Linked DNA regions of Homo sapiens: region 2 is linked to region 1. The links are chromatin loops, found by intact Hi-C in ENCODE. Cell type or tissue: PC-9. All regions are shown on one strand.

Region 1 (8,000 bases):
CCCTAGTGGGGACTCTCTGAGGTGACCGTTCCCCTGAAGCAGATTTCTACTTGAGCTTCCAGGTGATCCATGACATCCTTTGAAATCTAAGCAGAGGAAGCCATGCTTCTATAGCCCTTGCATTTTGCATCCTTGCAGACTTAACACCAAATGTTTGCCATCAAGGTTTACCACCTATTCTTTCTGGAGCACCCAGGCTGCTTGAGCCACAGCTGGGAGGGCTGAGAGGCACTGTGCTGAAATTCAGGGAGCAGAGAGAGAGAGTTTCACTTTGTCACCCAGCCTGGAGTGCAGTGGCATGATTATAACTCACTGCAGCCTCGAACTCCTGGGCTCAAGGGATCCTCCTTCCTCAGCCTTCCAAGTAACTGGGACTACACATGCCACCACACCCAGCTAATTAAATTTTTTTTTTTTTTTTTAGAGATGAAGTTTCACTACATTGCCCAGGCTAGTGTTGAACTCCTAACCTCAAGTGATCCTCCTGCCTCAGCCTCCTGAGTTGCTGGGATTACAGGTGTGAATCACCATGCCCAGCTTGGGTAATTTGTAGGGAAAAAAAATTATTTCTCATAGTTCTGGAGGCTGGGAAATCCAAGAGCATGGCGCCAGCATCTGGCAAGTGTTATCCCATGGCAGAAGGGTGGAAGGTGGAAGCAAGCACATGAGACAGAAAGGGAAGTGAGCCAAACTCGTCTTTTTTATTGGGAACCCACTCCAAAGATAAACCCGCTTCTGTGACAATGACATTAATCGAGGGACCCATTAATCCATGAGGGCTCTGTCCTCATGACCGAATCACTTCTTAAAGGCCCCGCTTCTCAACTCTGTTACAATGGCAATTAAATTTCAACACGAGTTTTGGAGGAGACATTTAAACCACAGCAATCATTGAGAGAAGATGACAGAGACCAGATATCTACTTACATCGTGCCCAAAACCCCCAGTGGTGACTCATGGTGGACAGTTAAATGGCTGTCCAGATAGGCCATTCACTAACCCATGAGTGAGGGCAGAGACTATCTGTGTCTTGTTTACTGCTATATTCCTAGTGCCCAGCAGAGCAGATATGTGATATTTATAGGTTTGATAAATGAATTAATTAATCATAAATATAAATAATTCATTCATTCATATATTCTCAAGCCTTGTCTACTTCAGGTTGAGAATTTTGAGTTTGGACTGTGACTAAATTACCTATGGCTCCCTCAAAGGTTTGTGTCTCATTGTTTATCCCCAGGGGGTGGGGGAACAAGTCCATAAGAGCCCTAAATGCCCAGGAAGCAGGACTGACTGGGATGATCTGGTGGCCTCAGGAAGGTCACTGCACTACTATAATGGGGATCTAGTTCTGTCTGGGTCTAAAACCTGGGGCTGAAGGCAAGATGTCACGGAATTGTGACCTAGAGCTGAGATGCACCTGATTACAGTGACCCCCACACACTTTTTTTTTTGCTACCCAGAATCCATTTCTTCTCCTTCTCCTTCTTCTCCTCCTCCTCCTCTTCGTCCTCCTCCTCCTCCCCTTTCTCCTCCTCCTCCTCCTCCCCTTTCTCCTCCTCCTCCTCCCCTTTCTCCTCCTCCTCCTCCTCTTTCTCCTTCTTCGAGATGGAGTCTCACTCTGTCACCCAGGCTAGAGTGCAGTGGAGTAATCTCGGCTCACTGCAACCTCCAACTCCCGGGTTCAAGTGATTCTTCTGCCTCAGCCTCCTGAGTGGCTGGGATTACAGGTGCATGCCATCACGCCTGGTTAATTTTTATATCTTTAATAGAGATGGGGTTTCACCATGTTGGCCAGGCTGGTCTTGAACTCCTGACCTCAAGTGATCCACCCGCCTAGGCCTCTCAAAATGCTGGTATTATAAGCGTGAGCCACTGCGCCCCGGCTCTATTACTCCTTCTTCTGACAAAGCATCTGCATTTCCTTTCTATGTGTAGAGCTGTCAATCAAGGTGTCTTCTCTGCCTTATCTGGCCAAGATACAACCAAACACCCAGACTGGGCCAATCAGACTACTGGGAATCTCGCTTTGGAGCAGAGCAAAGAAAAGACCCAGAAGATGTTTGGAGCCCCTCTACTCTAACTGTGAAGCCCTGGCCAGAGAGAGAATTCCTGTGGTGGAGAATTGTCCTGGCTTCTGCCTTGTTCTGGGCCTTGTTCTCTGGGCTTCTTTTGAATTCTGTGAGCCACATACATCCTTCCAATACATTCATTTACTGCTGATGTCAACCAGAGTAAGCTTCTATTGTGAAACCAAAAAAATGGTGACTCATTGTACCTGGGTTTCCCAGAGAGGGGGCGAGGGGGCAGGGCACTGCATCCTAATTCTCAGGGGCTAACAGGAGTAGACTGCTTTCTGAGAGGGTTTGAGGGTGTTCTGTGCTCCACCAGAAACTGGGCATGCAGCCAGAACCACACCAGCCTCTGGATTGCCCAACCTGGATACTACCCATTACTGCTTCTGGAAGGAACCCCAGGCTCTAATTTGAAAACCATCACTGGGAGTTGCAACTCAGCCTCCAGGCTTCACTCCCCATCCTCTTCAGTCCATTCTATGAGGAGCTCAGCCCATCAGCTAAAAGGCAATATTCAAAATCCAGGCCAGGCACTGGCAGTCAGAATGGGGTCGGAGCTGGAGCAGGGTGAAGGCATGCGTCTGCGTTGTTGCATGGAGGGGCACTAGGGTAGGGGCTATCAGTCAGCCAGATGTACATATTTTAATATTTCAACAGCCAGTTCAACTGCACCGGTGCGCACCATCTCGCTATCAGCTTAGCACCTACAGGACTGTGGGGGTCTTGGAGGGAGGGACTCTCCAGTGTGTTCTTGTAATTCTCCTCGCCTCTCCCTCTTCTTCCCCACCTGTCTCTGCCTCGCCAGAGGTTTGCACAGAGCAGATGATTAACATATTTGTAAATAAAAATCCCAAGATAGAAGAAAGAAAATGAAGAGGAAGAGAATGGGTGCAAGGAGGGGAAGGAAGATTAAAAAGTTGGGTCTGTTCTAAAAAAAAAATCACACCATGGACCATTCCTCCTGCCGCCTCACTCCCCCACCCCAAAGTGTTCATCTACATATGCTCATTTAAAATAAGCATTAGGGGCACCCTTGAAAGAAAAGAAAAGTGCAAAATAAAGGTGATGTATGAAAGAGTGAGGGGTCATCTTGCTAGGGGCAGGGATGATACTGGCTGCCATTTATGATCTCATTTTCTGTTCACTCTATTATTTTAGGAAAGATTATTATCCCCATTTTACAGATAAAGAAAGACTCCGAAGAGGCTAAATGGTTTGCCCAAGGTCACACAGTTAAACGTGGAGATGGGACTCAACCTCTCTTTGGCTGCTTGCAAAGTTGGAGCTATATATAGCAAGCGCAAGCGCACCTGGGGAACTCCCCACATTCCAGGATTACAGCCAGGACCATTGGGACAGCGGTCCCGGGTTGGTGCTGCCACCTAGTGACAGAGAACTGCAGAGATCAACTTTCCTCCCTCTCCTCCGTTCCCCCTCCCTCCTGCATCCTCCTTTCCCAGCTTGAGAGAGTCCTGAACCATGGCAGCCAACCATCACTTGTTTGGGCAGAAGCTTGAATACAGAGAATTGACCTCTAGATGCAAGCTGGCGCCTCATTCAGCTTCCTCACTCTATCCTAGGGCATAGCTCTGAAGAGATGTTTGGGTGAGTGACCAGGAATGCAAATCTGCACAGATTTGGGCATCAACCTGGTTTCCAAACACAAGCTCTGCAGATATTTTACTGTGAAACTCCGGGTAGCCGTGAACAGGATGTTGGCTACATCCTGTTTTAGGGTGATAACTACGTTGTACCTGCACAGTCCCAATCATTGAATACCTGCTAGCTCCCCGGTAACATGTTAATAGCAGCCTCTCATTTCCTTTTTGCCCTATCTTTTTTCCTTTTATTTTAGATTCAGGGGTACATGTGCAGGCTTGTTACATAGGTAAATTGCATGTCACGGGGGTTTGGTGTATAGATTATTTCATCACCCGGGTAATACACGTAGTACCTAATACCTGATAGGTAGTTTTTCAGTCTTCACCCTCTTCCTGCCCTCCACCCTCGAGTAGGCTCCAGTGTCTGTTTGTCTTATCTTTGTGTCCTTAGCTCCCACTTACAAGTGAGAATATGCAGTATTTGTTTTTCCATTTCTGTGTTAGTTCGCTCAGGGTAATGGTCTCCAGCTCCATCCATGTTGCTGCAAAGGACATGATCTTGTTCCTTTTTATGGCAGCATAGTATTCCATGGTGTATATGTACCACATTTTCTTTATTCAGTCTATAGCTGATGGGAACTTAGATGGGTTCCGTCTCTTTGCTATTGTGAATAGTGTCTAATTTTATGTGAAGCCCAAACACCAACACATGTTGCCCAAGCTCACTGAGCAAGGCCTTCAGCCCTGATCTTCAGACTCCAAGTGCAGTGCCCTTCCTACTCCGCTGCCCTGTGCTGTGCCCCGCTCCCCCACAATTCAACTCACCCTGTGAAACCTTGTTTTTGTCAGCCTAGTCATCCAGACATGATGACTCAAGGGTCGCTGTGGAACAGGCTGTCAGGGGAGGACCTGTGTCAGCACAGTGGCTTTCTTGACCTTTATGGCAGTGGGGAGTTACCTCAGTCTAAAACGTGTGGCTGCCAAGTGACTTCAGTCTCAACTGAAGCACGGACATGATCGATGGGCAGATAAGGAAAGCCATTCCCACTCCCTGAGCTTTCCACACCTCCTTCAGCGTCTTCTCTCTTCTCCTAAGTCCAAGATCACCTGGAACATAGAAGCCACGGGTTAAAATTTTTCATTCAGACCTGGCTCTCAGAATCTTGTTGCAAATGGAGAATAAAGGGTCACCTCTAGAAGGCAAAGTGGTCTCACCAAATATGTGCCTCACCCTGTCCACAATTAATCTAGTAATGTCTCTGTCTAGTCCTGCATAATTTGTGTCAGGAAATCCACTTTAGTTACCCATAGTGATGAAATAAACACAACAGTCAGATCTGCACCTAGCACAGTGTATATAGTCAGGGCAGATACTAGGTGACAAGCTCGAAGTAGATTTTTAAACCTGAAATGTATAGATTATCCATCTAAACCGTGATTTATTTCATCTGGGGGTCATTGGGCTGCTTTGACTATCTGATGAAACTGTGGACTCCCCCGCCTCTCCCTTTATAAAACATGTTTCTTTTTTCTTTCTTTCTTTCTTTTTTTTTTTTTTTCGAGACAGAGTTTCATTCTTGTTGCCCAGGCTGGAGCACAATGGCGTGATCTCAGCCCACTGCGACCTCCACCTCCTAGGTTCAAGTGATTCTCCTGCCTCAGCTTCCCAAGTAGCTGGGATTACAGGCATGCACCACCACGCCTGGCTAATTTAATTTGTATTTTTAGTAGAAACAGGGTCTCCCCATGTTGGTCAGGCTGGTCTCAAACTCTTGACCTCAGGTGATCCACCCCCTTCAGCCTCCCAAAGTGCTGAGATTACAGGTGTGATCCACCATGCCCAGCCAAAACACATGTGTATTAATCAATTTGGATGATATGATTTCAGGGGTTTGCAGGATTCTGAAACCCATTCGTAGACCCTTAGATAAAAACTCTTCATCAGTCAACACAGCAGTCACCCAAGACTCAAGAAACAGAGCTGCTGGTAGCAAGCATGGCCCAGGACATCGGCATTGGATTGGAGTGCAGAAGCTCCCAGGTCGCCACAGTGTGGTGAGCCAGGAGGGCCTCACACTCCCAGGAGAAAGCCTACTCCACGTGAGGCAGAATCTTTGACTCGGGCCGTTTCCATCTGTCCACTCTGACACAATGTGTCATTAATGGTGAGCAGGAAGGAGTGGAGACGAAGGATGCAAAGAGGTTCGGGAACTGGATGAAGATTTATGTTATGTACATTACTTGATAACATTTTTTAAAAGGTTGAAAGCTTAATAGATTTTTTAAATGATGTACTCTAAAGATGTCCTTCTGATTATAGGTGCGGTTGCTCACACCTGTAATCCTAGCACATTGCGAAGCCAAGGTGGTTGGATTGTTTTGAGTTCAGGAATTGGAAACCAGCCTGGGCAACATAGTGAGACTCCGTCTTTACAAGAAGAAAGTTAAAAAAAATTAGCTGTATGTGGTGCATTCTTATAGTCCTAGCTACTCAGGAGGCTAAATTGGGAGGATTTCTTGAGCTCAGGAGTTCAAGGCTGCAGTGAGCTATGATGATACCACTGCACTCCAGCACAGGTGACAGAGCAAGATCCTGCCTCTTTAATAAATGCTTGAAACGCTTCAACAGCAAACAAATAAATAAAAATGTCTGTTTAATAAACGCTTTCATGCTAAAGTAGCCACGTGTCCTCTGAGGGCCGCAAATGCAGGATTAGGCAAACCTGTGTGAGATGACTGGCAGCCAGGGAATATGATCCTCAGGACATATGAACCTTTCTGCCTGCTTTCCCAAAACAAATAACCTCTTTTATACCTTGACTGATGACTGAAATCCTATTCTTAGAACTTTGTTCCTATGATGTAAGGTATTTATCACCCACCAGGTGCCTGCAAGTGCCTTGGTTTGGATTCTAAGTTGAAATGAGCCCTATTCCTTTGCAGCTCTTAGGAATCAGCTTGCCTCCCCTGATGCTTCTCTTGCACCTGCTGTCCATTCCATTTGCTTATTGATTCATTCATTCAACAAAATGTATTGAGCACTGACTTGTGTGAGACACTCTGCTAGGGAGTAACCAAGGGGCGAAGAAGAAAGCAGACCCAGCACCTGCCCTCATGGAGCCTACAGTCTGCCAGGGGAAACAAACACCAAAGAACTAATTATTCTATTTTTATTTTTTAATTTATTGAAACAGAGTATCACTCTGTCACCAGGCTGGAGTGCAGTGGTGCCGTCTTGGCTTACTGCAACCTCCGCCTCTTGGGTTCAAGCAATTCTCCTGCCTCAGCCTCCCGAGCAGCTGGGATTACAGACGTGCACCACCATGCTCAGTTAATTTTTGTATTTTTAGTAAAGATGAGGTTTCACTATGTTAGCCAGGCTGGTCTCGAACTCCTGACCTCAAGTGATCCACCCGCCTCTGCCTCCCAAAGCGCTGGAATTACAGGTGTGAACCACTGCGCCCTAATTATCCTAATTAAATAATGACAATTGTGGTAAGTGCCATGCAAAAGAAGCATCAGGAGCACATACACTCAGAACATGTGACCGATTTCAGGAAGGAAGTGACATTTCAACTGAGCCTTGAAGGAGGAGTAGAGTGAAACAGATGAGGAAGGCAGGGAAGAGCATTCCAGGCAGAAGGAAAAGCATGTGCCCAGGGTGGCCAGCATGAAGCATGGAGATTCTATCTCCTGGCCTGAGGAGCCTAGTGAGGTCCCCAAGTAACTAGAAAGATGGTCCTACCTCTTCCTAACGTCACCACCTCCAAAAGTTCTGGTGCTGTGTCCTACTTCACGGAAGGAATCCCCCATTTTTCACAGCTGGTGACCCACTGCAATCATCTGGCACAGCCCTACCCGCCTACCTGCCAGCACCCCCAGACCTTTCCTCCAGGCTTTGCCAGGAAACCACAGCAGCCTCCTAACTGCCTCTTTGTCTACTCCACATAGCAGCCAGAGAGATTCCTTTATAGCGCAAGTCCGCCACATCACTCCTCTGCTTAAAACTCCTTCAGGGCTTCTGGCCTCACTCAGTGTCCACATCCTAATCAGAGCCCACAAGGCCCTGCAAGATTTGACCCCCACTTACCTGTCTGAGCCCTTCTCCCACCAGCCCCCTGTTCTGTCTCTCTGCTCCAACCACACTGGGATCCCCGCTGTGTCTGGCCACACCAAGCACGTTCCTACCTCAGAGCCTTTGCACATGCTGTTCCCTGTGCCCGGAACACTCTTGCCCCAGATATCCATTTCCTCCCTTCTGCTCAAATGTTTTTTCCCTAACCACCATCTCACTCTTCATTGTGCTACCTCACATGATATTATG
Region 2 (8,000 bases), 68 kb before region 1:
GCCAAAGCCACCAGCACACCTGCCAAGATGCAAAGGATGGTGTTTCTCACGGAGTCAGAGGAGGCCGTCTGCTCCGTGCCCTTACAGAATGCCAAGAAGTCATGGCTGGTGCTGGAGCCCTCAACCCCAGAACACCTTAAGACTGTGTGGCTTTAACAATTTACACCACCTCTCTGTTCCTTCATCTGCAGCATGGAATTGTAACCATGCCTTCCTAGATTTAAACTCCAGTTCCACCATGTACCAGCTGATAATCTTGGACATGTTACCGACACCTCTGTGCCTCAGTTTCTTCATCTGTAAAATGTGGGGGGGAAGTAATTCATAGGGCTATGAGTATGGAATTAATTAATAATTGTGAATAATTAGAAAAGTGCCTGGAGCATAAATAGTTCTCGGTAAATGTTTATTATTATTGTTACTGTTACCAGTTACCAAAGCATATTATTAGTTAAATGTCATTCTATGAATGCATACAGTTTGGAGTAAGGGATTTATTATCTGATAAGCCTTTTGTATTAGGAACCATCCTAGGTTCTATTTATTTAATACTCTCTGCAACCCTTCAAGGAAGATATTCTTTTCCTCATTTTACAAATGAGGAAACTAAAATGCAAAGATATTAAATAACTTGCCCAAGATCACACAGCCAGGAAATATGGAGCCAGGGTTTGATCCCATTATTTGCCTCAGAGCCTCTGTTCTTTCCTGTCCATTTGGTTGAATGCTACCCACTAAAGTTAGGTTGGTTGTTAGTCTTTTTTTTCCAGACAGAGTCTCACTATGTTGTCCAGGCTGGTCACACACTCCTAGGCTCAAGTGATCCTCCCACCTCAGCCTCCCAAGTAGCTGGGAATACAGGCACATGTCACCGCTTTTACTAATTTTTTTTTCTGGCATACTTTATCTCCCACTCCTACTTGGTTATAAGTTAGGGTAATACCAATTGCTGTAACAGATAAACTCCAAATCTCCATGGCTTTACAACAAACTTTATTTCTCATGCATGCAATAACTCCCCATTGGTGGACAGGTCTTCCATGTGGTGATTCAGGGATCCAGGCTCTTTGGTCTTGTGGTTCTACTTTCCTCTGGGACATTGGAGTCTTCTGCATTTAGCTAGTGAATGAGCAAAGAATATGGGCCAGGCCTGGAAGTGGTGCTTCTCAACTGTCCACATTACATTAACTTAAAACTCAGTGGCGTAGTCACACCTCACTGCAAAGGAGGCTAGGAAATGTAGTCTTGTTCTGTGTCCAGGAGGCAGAGGAAACATGAGAGCTAGTCTGCCATGCCGGCCTATGTCTTATAGAGCCTTGCTGTCTTAATTTAAATTTTAGTTCCTCTGGGAAGAGATCCTGACTCCCTCAGGTCTGGATTGGACACCCCTCCTCTGTACTTCTTCCCTTCCTCTCTTGTGGCATTTATTGCATGGAAATACACACACAGACACACACACACACACACACACACACACACATATATATATATATATATATTTGAGACAGGGTCTCACTCTGTCATTGAGGCTGGAGTGCAGTGGCACAGTCATGGCTCACTGCAGCCTCAACCTCCTAGGCTCAAGCGACCCTCATATCTCAGCCTCCCAAGTAGCTGGGACTACAGGCATGCACTACCATGCCCAGCTAATTTTTGTATTTTTTTTTGTAGAGATGTGGTTTCACCACGTTGCCCAGGCTGGTCTCGAACTCCTGAGTTCAGGCAATCCTCCCACCTCGGGCTCCCAAAGTGCTGGGATTACAGGTGTGCACCATCACGCCCGGCTGGAATTATAATTGCTTATGCATCTGTCTCCCTCATTAGACCGTGGGATCTAGGGCAGGGGCTCCATCAGTTTTGTCACTGATGAATTCCCAGCTGTGACATGGAGCCTGGCACAAGCCAGTGTTAAATAGTTGTTCGATGGATGATGTCTGGGATAATGACTGAGGGGGCAGAGGAAGTGGTTGCGATTGGTCTCTTGGGCTCCCCCCAGAGTGGTGTGCTCCCCTCCTCCGCTTTCAGTCAGTTTCAGAACCATGGGACAGCTTGTCCGGGAACAGGGCTGGAAAACCCTCTGAGGTTGAGGTTGGGGCCTCTGTTCTTTAAGAGTGGAACTGAGACGTTGCGTGTGGTCACAGGTTGTCTGCACCTCTGCACCTGGCACCAAGGAGGACCCCACACAGACGTTCCCTCCATCAGTGAATTCCAGCACATGTACCCTACAGAGCCCGGCTTTGAACTTAGGCAACATAAACCACCACCATAAGGATAAAGCAATAGATTGCACTTACTTATTTACGATTTAAGTCTTGTTCACTCCCCAAAATTTTTGCAGTAGCTTACAAAGTGAACACAATGAGAAAGAAGCTTGAATAGAAGAGAAAAACCGGTCAAAGTGATATTAGATCACTGAAAATCTGATGGCTCCAGGAATAACAAGATAAGTGGTGTTTAATTTTTATTCTTTGTTTCTAAGTCTTTATTTTGGGACAAGTTTTAGTTTTTTATAGCTGACCTCTTTTTGTCCTCCTTTCCCCCCTCAATGCCTCTGGGTAGCTGGTATTTGCAAGTCTTGGCATATAACAGATCAGGACTGGGGAGGGGCCTGTGGTCAAGTCTTGGCCTCTCTTTTTGGGGTTCCAAGCACCTCTTCAGACCCAACCCCTCAAGCTCATCTATCGCTCCTTTTCCCTGACTACAGCTCCCTCTCCACAGCCTGATATTAAGATGACGGTTGGCCAGGCACAGTGGCTGACACCTGTAATCCCAGCATTTTGGGTCACTGAGGTGGGAGGATTGCTTGAGGCCTGGAGTTTGAGACCAGCCCAGACAACACAGCAAGACTCGCCCCCTCCCCATCTCTATCAAAAAATAAAAATAAAAATTAGCAAGGCGTGGTGGTGCAAACTTGTGGTCCCAGTTACTCTGGAGACGGAGGCAGGAGAATCACTTGAGCCCGGGAACTTGAGGCTGCAGTGAGCTGTGATTGCACCACTGCACTTCAGCTTGGGTGACAGAGTGAGACTCTGTCTCAAAAAAAAAGAAAGAAAGAAAGATGAAGGTAGTGTTCATGAACAAAACCATAGTCCTTACATACTGTGTATGAGAAACCTCATTTAACAAGACAAGGGGATGGTACAGCATGGTGGTAGGGCAAGAAATCCCAGCCTGGCACCTCCTGGCTGGCGATCTTGGCAAGTCACTTCATGGCTCTGAGCCTCCATTGACTCATCTATGAAATAAGATCATGGGACCCAGATGATCTGAAAATGCCCTCAGAGGGGCAACATATTACATCAGGTGGACTTGAAGGAGGACAAGTGAATCAGTCTGCTGCTCTCATTAGCAGCTTGGCGGTGGGGAGGGTCGCTAAGCCTGCGGGGAGAGGGAGGAAAGAGGGATGGCACCTGTGGGGGCACCTGACTTGGGGCTCTTTGTGGAGAGGAGTCTAGGGCATGTGTCATCTCATCATGTTCTGGGGGTAGCTGAGTTTAGGGGAGGGGAGCCACCGTTTCTCCCAGGGACCTCTCCCCTCTTTATGCATGTTGATTACAGGGACCCTACAGATTGACTTTGGAATGGGAGAGTGGGAGTCTTGTCTCTGGGCTCGCGCCCCTGGAGAAAGGGAGGGTAAGGTGCAGCTTGGGGCCTGGGCTGAAGTAAGCCTGGCCTGTGCCCCTAATGAGGCAGGGAATCTGAGGGAGGACGGAGGTATCTGTAGGCTGAGGTGCACCAGGCCTCAGCGAGATTTATATTCTAGAAACTTCTCTGGCCCCCACACAGGCCAATTCTGTGCTGATTCATAAAAGAGAAGAAGAAGAAGGAAAAAAAAAACACTCTAGGTTCCAAAGGAGCAAATTTGTGTGAGTTTTACAAAGTCAACCTGAGCTGGAGAAGGGGTTTCCCCCAAACTCTCCCTGCACACCCAGCAATTCACTAAGAGCCTGGGAGTGTGCTGGGAGGTGGGCTGGGAGGAGGCGGGGATGGAGAGTGGGGAGGGGGACTGGGGAGGGTGCTTGTCTTCTCCTAGGACATTTATCACCAGGTTGACAGTCCGTGACCCCCCGCTTCTCATAGACTTTCCGCTATGTCACTCTGAGGCTGCAAAGCCCTGCTTGAAACCAACTTCTCTACCCTGTAGTATAATGCATCAATGTACAAAAACAACAGAAATATTTACCAAGGGGAAAAACATCCCCGATAATCTTATCACCCCATCAGATGAACTGTTTCCATTTTTCTGGGCTTCCTTCCATCCCAGTCTTCATAGTTGAATCATAAATCAACTACACTTATGGTATTAACTTTTTTTTTCTTTCCTAACGTGGTGTGATATTGGGCGAGTTTCAGTTTCCTCATCTGTAAGATGAGACCCTCATAATACCCGCCTCACACAGTGGAGTGAGCCTCAAATGAGATTCTGATTGTAAAGCACTTGGCATGGGGCCTGGCATATAATAGGTGCTCAATGAATGATTAGAATTTTTCAACTCTTTATATTATTGTGATAAAGAAAGTTGGAACTATTGTACTAACTTTAAAAGAAGCCTGGTTATAGTGAAATATCTTATATGATTATCCATTAAAGGTTTGCATCAGCAGATGTACATGTGCCCTATTATTCCACAACTAGGGGAGCCAGCCCCTGTCCATGTGGTCATTTTGGGGGTGGGGATGGGGCAAGGTGGTCTCATTATAGCTGAGACCTTTTCTTTTCTTTTCTTTCTTTCTTTTTTTTTTTTTTTTTTTGAGACAAAGTCTCACTCTGTCCCCCAGGCTGGAGTGCAGTAGCGTGATCTCGGCTCACCGCAAGCTCCATCTCCCGGGTTCACGCCATTCTCCTGCTTCAGCCTCCCAAGTAGCTGAGACTACAGGTGCCCGCCACCATGCCTGGCTAATTTTTTGTATTTTTAGTAGAGACGGGGTTTCACCGTGTTAGCCAGGATGGTCAGCTGAGACCTTTTCTGGCCTGAGTGCATGGTAGCAGGCCATGCTGATGTCACCTTTCTTGAAAGATGGGGAGATTCCAACACCCCATCTTCCCATCCCCATGATGCCCAAAGGGTCCCTGGGAATCTCAGCTCAGTTGTCCTCTCATTGTGTGTCATGGGAGAAGCGACCTTTAGATGTTCGCACAGGTGAATCAAAGTGCTGGACCCTTCCTCTACCATGCTGCAGAGAAGGGGTGGTGTTGGGGAATATTAAGTGGTGCATCTCTGCATAGCTAAAAGGCTGAGCTGGAGCATGGGCCACCGGGGCATGTGTGGTTTTGCTGAGCTTCCATTCTCTGGCCAGTGAAATGAAGTCTGTGAACATGGCGGTCATGGAGCTAAGTGATTCTTGGCTTTGGGAAGGAAATTGGCGATGTCACCGGACATTTGCCCCAAAGACTTGTCACATGATGTGAGACCTCTTTGCCTCTGAGTCACATTCTGAATCACAGGATATGGCCATATTAATGATGGCAGAGGCTGCCATTAACCAAGTGCACCCAAGCTGTAAATTCATGGAATCCTCCAAACAGCTCCATGATACATATACTGGTAATATCTTCATTTTTCAGGTGAGAAAATTAAGATGCGGAAAGATTAAATAATTTGCCTAAAGGCACATGGTTTGCAAGGGGTGGAGCTGTGATTCAATTCAGTCGTCTGATTCTAGCTTCCCCCATCCTTTTTGGAGGAGGGAAGTATCATAAAACTGTTGATTTCATTTAACAGAATTTTAAATGAAGTCTCTGCGTAGATGAACATAAGAGATAGCTAAAATCTCAATGTGAAAGGATATCCTTTCATAGAGTTTCTGAGTTTCAAGGTCCTTCCAACTGCTGACATTTGACATTTGACACCTTGAGATTTTGTCTACAGAAAGTAGCAACATCATCCTTATACAAAGACCCAACTGCGTGAGGTTGTAGTTCCGAGAGTTTCAAAATTAGTTTATTTTCTTTGTGTCAAATTTCAGTGCCATTTTCTTCCTCATTACCTCCTCCCCTCACCCTTTTCCCCTTCTCCTTTTTCTTTTTTCCCCTCCCTCTTCCTCCTCTTCCTCTACCTCTTCTTCTTTCTCTTTTCTTCTTCTATAAATTATCAAGCTATTTGAAAACACTTAGGACCTCTGTTCATTTCTCTTCATACATTAAGGTAATAGAAATTGGCCGACTTCCAGTCCCACAACAACCCTAGGGGTCACCTGATATTATTGATGGGAATTTAGCCAACACCATAATTTCAAGTTTGGCAACCATATGGGTAACAGCAAAAGAAGCTGAAAGCTTAAATTTTCCGGAGTGGTAGAATTTGTTCCAGAATGCCGGTCAAGATCCCAAATGTAGGTAGGAAAACATAGATGTCATTTGGGTTGTCCAGAGCTGGCAAGCTTCCAAATGTGCAAAACCACGGGAGGTGGGAGGTCTTCTGCTTTTGCAAAGCTTATAATACCACAGGAAGCAGCCAGACAGTCCACTCTAGAACATTCTGCCAATGAGAAGATACTGCAGAGCATGGATAAGTCACCTTTTGAGAGCCCATGCTCCTAACCAATCTGCCGTGTTGCATTTTCACTTTGAACCACGATAAGACCATTGGAAATTAGGAAAGGAATCATGTTGCCCCGACTTTTCATTCTGAAGAAGTTCTAAGGAGTTGGAGATAACATTTTTCATAGACTCTTAAAGTTTTAAGCCTCCCTAAAGGCTTCCCTAGAGTAGATCAAGCATCCTCAGCCTACAGATGAGGCCACTGAGGCTGGACCAACGGCATCTTCAGGGTCACACAGCTAGTTAGTGGCAAAGCCAGAACCAGGTCCCTAGTGATGGATTCTCAGTCCCTGGTTCTCTCTGCCACACCACATCATGTCCCTCTCAACACCAAAGCTGGAGTGGTGAGAAAAGGCTTCACAGAGGAGGAGGAGGAGGAACGTGATCTAGGCCTTGAGGGATGGGGTGTGGGTGGGCTCGAAGGAGGGGCCAGGCTTTCTAATGCCACTTTAGTTTCCTTTGTGACATTCCCAAGGGATTGTTAGCTCCTTCAAGGTAAGTAGGTCTCCCACCTTCTGCCCTATTGCAGAGTTCCTGGCATGAGGTGGACACAAAACCCTAACCCTCTTCTCCAGGGAGTGAAACTCCTTATTTTTAAGACATTTGCCAAAGCATCGGGCCCTGAATAGAAACTCAGCTTCTATTTTTCTGCTTCCTTCTTTACTTCCTACAGATGACACTTTTGAGAGCGTGCTCTCAACTACAGTCCCCTCAGCCCCTGTCTGTGGGAGCTGTCCAGCGCCCTCTGTAAGAGTGGGCTCTGGCAGCCATGTTTGTAAGACCCCCAATGAGTGACTGAGGGGCCCAGGAGTAGACTCTTGACTCAAAGTAGACTCATGAGAGTCCCTCTCCCAGTTTGGAATTTTGACTTTGAGGGGCTTCTCAGACTCCTCTGATGGCTTGGACTGAGGCAATATTGGCTCGAGGAGCTGGGGGGTGTCCATCCTCAGACACGTGGGGAAGGCCTGTGCGGAAATGGAGGGAGATGAGCAGAAGCAGGGGAGCTGCAGTGATGAGAAACCCTGAGAAGCCAGCCACCCTGGGCCTCTGGAGGTCCCTGCCCAGAGGAGGCCTTCAGCTCTTTTGAAGGCCTCTTTTCCAGTCACAGCAGAAGGACGGTCTGCTGCCTGGAACCTCACCATATTCTGATGTTATCGAGTTTCTGCAGAAGGAGCTCGCTCAGCCTGGGCTCTGACAGAGCCACCAGGGGAAGTCCTTGGTTAGACTTCGTGCTGGAGGAACCACAGTCCTGAGGGGGTGTAGGGGGAGTGTTGTTGAAGGGGAACTTTCTTCTCTTTCTTGAAGAGAGACTCTTGGCCTGGCAGTCACAATTTGACCTATGCTCTGGAAGGAATGGGAGTCTGGAGAAGATGCTCCTTCTTTTCTGCAACGGGTTTTAATCAGTGGTCTTCCTGGCACCATGAATGGAAGAGAAGAGGCCTCCTTGGTAACTTCACCT

The links. A loop is a pair of places that touch in the nucleus more often than their neighbours do. Peaks named below come from ENCODE experiments on the same cell type or tissue, not always from the same donor. Only the 100,000 strongest peaks of a DNase experiment are listed, where the experiment ranks them.
Region 2: it touches region 1 in a loop (6-fold over the local background); 28 of 110 quality-filtered maps call a loop at or near these places.

What each region holds. Positions count from the first base shown.
Region 1 is chr14:75,557,690-75,565,689 of GRCh38, forward strand. LOC107984653 (a long non-coding RNA gene) reads left to right here and starts at 482. Exons shown (of 2, transcript XR_001750830.1): 1 at 482-517; 2 at 1,939-2,229. RefSeq lists enhancers at 2,123-2,282, 4,588-4,667. In PC-9, CTCF peaks have their summits at 3,476 (motif pointing left) and 3,677; DNase peaks (open chromatin) are centred at 2,322, 3,402, 4,612 and 6,452; H3K27ac peaks cover 4,406 bases.
Region 2 is chr14:75,489,675-75,497,674 of GRCh38, forward strand. No RefSeq gene overlaps it. Among named protein-coding and RNA genes, the nearest start is that of BATF, 29 kb to the right of the region's middle. RefSeq lists an enhancer at 7,457-7,516. In PC-9, no CTCF peak of the experiment used is centred here; a DNase peak (open chromatin) is centred at 4,247; H3K27ac peaks cover 1,558 bases.